Linked DNA regions of Homo sapiens: region 1 is linked to region 2. A link is a contact called in ENCODE Hi-C or POLR2A ChIA-PET data. All regions are on one chromosome and are shown on one strand. Each heading gives the region's core, a stretch centred on a gene start or an enhancer-like site at or near the end of the contact. The rest is flanking DNA. Distances are from core to core; before and after follow the strand shown.

Region 1 (2,818 bases), core at 163-2,662, 550 kb after region 2:
AAAAGAAAGAAAGAAAGAAAGAAAAGAAAACAGGGAAAGAGAGTCAGCTGTTGAACTAAGACAGAAGTAACTTTTTTCATTCAAGAATACATAGGTGGCCAGGTGTGATGGCTCACACCTGTATTCCCAGCACTTTGGGAGGTCGAGGCAGGTGGATCACCTGAAGTCAGGAGTTTGAGACCAGCCTGGCCAACATGGTGAAATCCTGTCTCTACTAAAAATACAAAAATTAGCTGGACTCCATCCACAGCTTATTTAACCTCTTGTTGCTCCTTTTCCCCAATCTTTAGATTGTTCTCAATGTCCATAGATTTCCACCTCTTCTCCCATCTCTCCTGAGCTCTCCCTGTTAAATTCTCTCTTCCCCGTTATACCCCCCTGGCCCCACTCTCTGGCACCCCAGATTTCCCAGGTGTCCTCCCTGCTGTGGTTCTCCCTCTGTTCTCCTTGCCACCAGCACCACTCTGCTCTGTCTGCCCTGGCTCCAAATCCCTCCTCCTCTCCCTCATTCTCATGAGCCTTTCTGTTTGCTGCCCCTCTCCCTACCTTGCTGTCTGTCCTTCATCTCTCTGTACATCCAGCTTTTCTCTACATTTCTCCAGTTGCTTTTCTCCTCCTGCTTTGTTATCTTTTGTTTTTTCACTTTTGCTGTCTCTTGGCAAATCCCTGACCATCCCCTACTTTGCCATCTGTTATGGGTCTTTCTCCTTCTTCTTTTATCTGTCTCAGGTTTTCTACTGCTCTCTGATTCCCTCTCTCTGTCTCCTGATCCCTTTGGCCCACACAATCACAGGAGGGTTTGGAGTAAGACGCCTGCATCCCAGAGAAGCGCATTTTCCAGGGGCTGGAGCTGGGCAGGCAAGAACACCCCGTGTCACAGGACAGGCCCCGGGTACCTCCCCAACGCGGGCTCAGGGAAAGCGGTGACTGCGGAGGGGAGACTTGGGGAGCAACAGGGCCCGGCATGAGGAGGGAGGTGGGGGGGAGATGACGCCTTCGGACAAGGGTGGGGTCCGCAGGATCCCACCACCGGGCAGAGAACGCGGCCTCCCTGGGACTGTGGTGTCAGCGCTGGGCTCCAGGGGCCGACGAGGGTGAGGCTGGGAAGCGCCAGAGCAGGGATCCACCTCTCGGGTGAGGACTTTAAAAAGCGCGGGGTGGGAGGAGTCAACAAACGGTTGTGAACGGGAAAACTACGCGATACAAACTGTATACATTGCCCTATAGCAAAAAGACCGAGGACAGGGCAGCCTCAGGGCGACTTTAAACCCAAAAGGAAGTGACTTCCGGACTCCTAGGGGAATGTCTCCATTTGCTCTTGTTGAAGGAAGAAGGGCGAGAATTTCCAGGTCTGTGGAGACCCCACATCCCAGGTACAGAATTGCCGGGGACCTGGAGGCACAGCCTCAATACAACACAGAGCAAAACTCACCGCCGCAGTGTGACTTCCAGTCCACGCGATCCGCTTCCTGGTCCGGGCGAATCTACAAGCACAGGACAGAAGCCAGGCCTCCGTGGAGCCAACGAGGTGGGCGGGGCCTGGGCGAGGTAGGGGCGGGGCCTGGGCGAGGTAGGGGCGGGGCGCCAGGCGGAGAGACCTGCCCTGTAGAACCGGCAGACGCGGGGCGGGGGCGGATCTGTGCTTCTCTCAGCCGCGTACCTAGCCGCTGTTTTTCGGGTTTTGGTGAGGGAAGAGACAGACCCTCTCATATTGTTTTATATTGTTTTATACTCAGTACCTGTTTTAAGAAAAAAAACAACAAGGAAGTAAAACCGAAGACAGGCAGCCCTGCGCCACGCCCAAAACCAGGCCTGGGCCTGCCTGGCCTAAACCCAATAGTTAAAAATCAACTCATAACTTAGAAACCAATGTTTTTCATAGATTCCAGACATTGTATAGAAGAACATTATGAAACTCCCTGCCCTGTTCTGTTTCTCTCTACCAGTGCACGAAACCCCTGTGTATATATCTGGGACTGTAGTCCCTGTTACGTATCCCCTAGATTGCTCAATCACGACCCTTTTATGTGAAATCTTTAGTGTTGTGAGCCCTTAAAAGGGACAGAAATTGTGCACCCGGGGAGCTCGGATTTTAAGGCAGCTTGCCGATGCTCCCAGCTGAATAAAGCCCTTCCTTCTACAACTCGGTGTCTGAGAGGTTTTGTCTGTGGCTCGTCCTGCTACACCGGAGGCAAGAGTGGCCAGGAAGGCTGAGGCATGATTCAAAAGCCCTGGAATTGTCTGGAACAGGGATGCAAACTAGAACGTGAAATGCAAAGCCCTGCCTAGGCAGAAAGTACGATCTCATGCTGATGGTACACAGAACAGAATAGAAATCTCTCCCTTTCTATTCTCCATTTGCTTCGGAGGGAGAGTCCACCCTGTGCTCAGCTTCAGAGACTTCCCTAGGGCCACCGCCTGGGATGCCGGAGGGAGTGTTCAGGCCAGGGAGGAGTGAGGTCACCACCTGCTACTTAAACACAGCAGAAATGTGGAAGTGGGGGCGGGAGCCTGAGGTCCAGCTACTCAGGAAGCAGTGGCGGGAGGATCATTGAGCCCGGAGGTCCAAGCCAGCCTGAGTGACAAAGTAACACCCCCTGCCGCAGGGATCCCTTCCTCATCTCTTTTTTTTTTAATTTTTAAAATAAAATTTTCATTGTGTGAGATAGGGATCCAACTTTATTCTTTTCCATGTGGATATCCAGTTAGTTGTCCCAGCACAATTGTGGATGACATCTATTAGTTTCTTTTTTTTATTTACTTTTTTTTCTTTTTCTTTTTTTTTTTTGAGACAGAGTATTTCTCTGTCACCCAGGCT
Region 2 (2,801 bases), core at 198-2,697:
ATATGGTTTGAGAGTGTTTATTATATAATGAGGCTCTGTGGGGGAAAGCAGGGTATACTTTTCCAGCTGGTCCAAAAGTGGCTTCAGAGAACTGGGATAGGTGACTGGCTTGGGGTGTCATGATTGCTAAAGGGTAGGGCTGGGGCGGGGATACCCACTACCCATACTGGAAACTTAGTTACAATTCACACCTAGCATGTATATTTTTATATTTTTTGTATGTATATATATTTTTACATTTTTTTCCTACATTGCCTCCAAATTCTATGTTTAATACATTTCTTCCCTGTTTTGCTCTGGTGAAAACTTTAGGGGACAAATAAATGAGTGCTGTTTGGAGACAAAATTTTGTGACATGGGACTGGGCATTGTGGCGTGTGCCTGTAGTCCCAGCTACTTGGGAGGCTGAGATGGGAGGATCACTTGATGCCAGGAGGTCGAGGCTGCAGTCAGTGAGCTGTCTGCACTTCAGCCTGAAAGACAGAGGGAGACCATCTCAAAAAAAAAAAAAAAAAAAAAAAAAAAGTTGTGACCTGAGTATGTCCATAAGACAATGGCAGGTATACACTAGGATTAATATAAATATGAAAAAAAAAAAAAAACTTGGCCGGGTGCGGTGGCTCACGCCTGTAATCCCAACATTTTGGGAGGCCAAGGCAGGCGGATCACGAGGTCAGGAGTTCAAGACCAGCCTGGCCAACATGGAGAAACCCTGTCTCTATTAAAAGTACAAAAAAGTAGCCCGGTGTGGTGGTGGGCGCCTGTAATCCCAGCTACTCGGGAGACTGAGGCAGGAGAATCGCTTGAACCCAGGCGGCGGAGGTTGCAGTGAGCCGAGATCGCGCCACTTCACTCCAGCCTGGGCAAAAGAACGAAACTCTGTCTCCAAAAAAAAAAAAAAAAAAAAAAGGAAATTGCACATTCCGCCCTGGCAGGGTTTTGCATTTCATATTTTAATTTGCATCCCCTTCATAAACAATTCAAGGACTTTAAAATTCCGGAAACTAGTGTTTATTATTCATTTATATTTATTTATTTTAATTATTTATTTCCAATTTGTTATTTATGATTATGTATTTATTAGGCGCAAGGTTTCTCTCTCATGCCCAGGCGGGAGTGCAGCGCACGACCTCGGCTCACTGCAGCCTCCACCTCATGGGCTCAAGCGATCCTCCCACCTCAGCATCCGGGTAGCTAGGACCACATGCGAGCGCCCCTACAGCCGATTTAAAATTAATTTTAATAGCAGGAATTTTCCTGGATCTAATCATCAACAAACTTTCCCTCTGCCGGGACACAATCTATTTCCAGATAGCTGAGTTCTTCCAGTCTCCACGGCAGGTCTAGCCTCCAAAACGAGACGAGCTGGGAGCGAGGCGGAGGGAAGCGCAGGCTCCGCCCAATCCCACCCGGGCCTGGCCTCGCCTCGCCTCTCAGCTGCGCGCGCAGTTTCCTGGAGACCCGGAAGCAGATTACGTGGAGTGACGGTCATGCTGCGGCGTGTGAGTTTCCCTTTGTTTAGATTAAATCTGGGATGCTGAGTCCCCTCGCGCTTCTGTACCCGGCATCTCAGGGGTCACACAGACCTTGAAATCCCCGCATCGCTCCCTCCACCCCGACTAAACTCAGACGTTCTAATGAGAGTCTGGCGGTCGCTTCCCTGAGTGTTAAAATCGCTCGGAGGCTGGTCCTGTCCCCGGTCTTTCACCACAGGGCCATGTAGACAGCTCCTGTCGCGGAGTTTGCCTGCTTCAAATCCTTCAGTGACCCCTAGACACGGCCCGCGCTGCGTAAAGTTCTCACCCGCGAGATGGATCCACGTCTTTCCGGTCCCCCAAGCCTCGCCCTCTTTTCACAGGCCTGCCCCCTTTTCTGTGCCTTAAATGAGAGGAAATCGATCTGATGTTTACTGCTGATTGTGATGTTTCAGCCTCCATTGGGCTTTTGCTAACACCTAAATAAATATTTAGTGGACAAAATTAGGTTAGTGCAAAAGTAATGGCAAACCGCGATCACTTTTGCACCAACCTAATATTTATGGGCCGGGGCTGGAATTCCATCTTCTCCGGAGGCCCAGGCTGGAGAATTCCTTGAGCACAGGAGTTTGAGACCACTCTGGACAACATAGTGAGACCCCCATCTCAATTTTTGAAACATATGTTTCAGTACGGGTATTTAATAGAGATTGGAATTCTCGTTTCTATGTTTTTACATGGTCTGACTTTTTGAAATAGTTTGAAATAATGTTTATAAACTGAATTGAGCACAGTTTATACATTTTTATTGTTGCAAACATGCTGAAATGCACATTTGCAAAAACAACGACAGCCAGGCACAGTGGTGCACGCTTGTCATTCGAGTTACTCGGAGAGGGTGTCATTTGAGGCCAGGAATTCAAGGCTGTAGTGTGCCATGAATAAGCCACTGCACTGCAACCTGGACACATTAAAAAACGAACAAAGACAAATATCTAAAAAAGAGGTTATTGACAGACAACTCTTTCAGTTGTCACATATATGTTTACTAGAGTATATGTGTGTGAATGTATATATGTATATGAATAAGTGTGTACATGTGATGTGTGTGGATGAGTGCACAGATGAGCAAGTCTATTGTTTTTATCAAAGGCGCATCATCAGTTTATATACGTCTTATATCTTTTAACAGTTGAAATTACATCTTATATATTTTCATGACCTTAAAATTGTTCTACACTGTTATGATAGTGAGTCTATGGCTGTAAGGATAGTAACCTGTTATGGGGATACATGTGCGACAGTTTCTTGATTTTAATCCCGGAA

What was found. Hi-C counts contacts between places; a loop is a spot of excess contacts on that map. ChIA-PET counts read pairs that join two places held with the same protein, here RNA polymerase II (POLR2A). Pooled maps may share reads with other maps.
Region 1: a loop to region 2 is called in a pooled map, with 2.7 times the contacts of the local background. The contact joins the promoter of ZNF888-AS1 here to the promoter of ZNF880 in region 2. A Hi-C loop is called at or near these places in 2 of 50 pooled maps. POLR2A ChIA-PET finds 5 or more read pairs at or near these places in 2 of 52 experiments (GM12878 and T-cell).

The regions. Positions count from the first base shown.
Region 1 is chr19:52,921,937-52,924,754 of GRCh38, forward strand. ZNF888-AS1 (ZNF888 antisense RNA 1) reads left to right here and starts at 1,413. Exons shown (of 2, transcript NR_186336.1): 1 at 1,413-1,528; 2 at 1,737-2,143. It overlaps ZNF888 (zinc finger protein 888), which reads right to left and starts at 1,492. Exons shown (of 5, transcript NM_001393938.1): 1 at 1,433-1,492. RefSeq lists enhancers at 420-1,153, 1,154-1,885, 1,375-1,424, 1,705-1,874 and a silencer at 1,565-1,614.
Region 2 is chr19:52,368,476-52,371,276 of GRCh38, forward strand. ZNF880 (zinc finger protein 880) reads left to right here and starts at 1,448. Exons shown (of 4, transcript NM_001145434.2): 1 at 1,448-1,502. The coding sequence starts at 1,491. RefSeq lists enhancers at 1,130-1,429, 1,440-1,549, 1,750-1,889.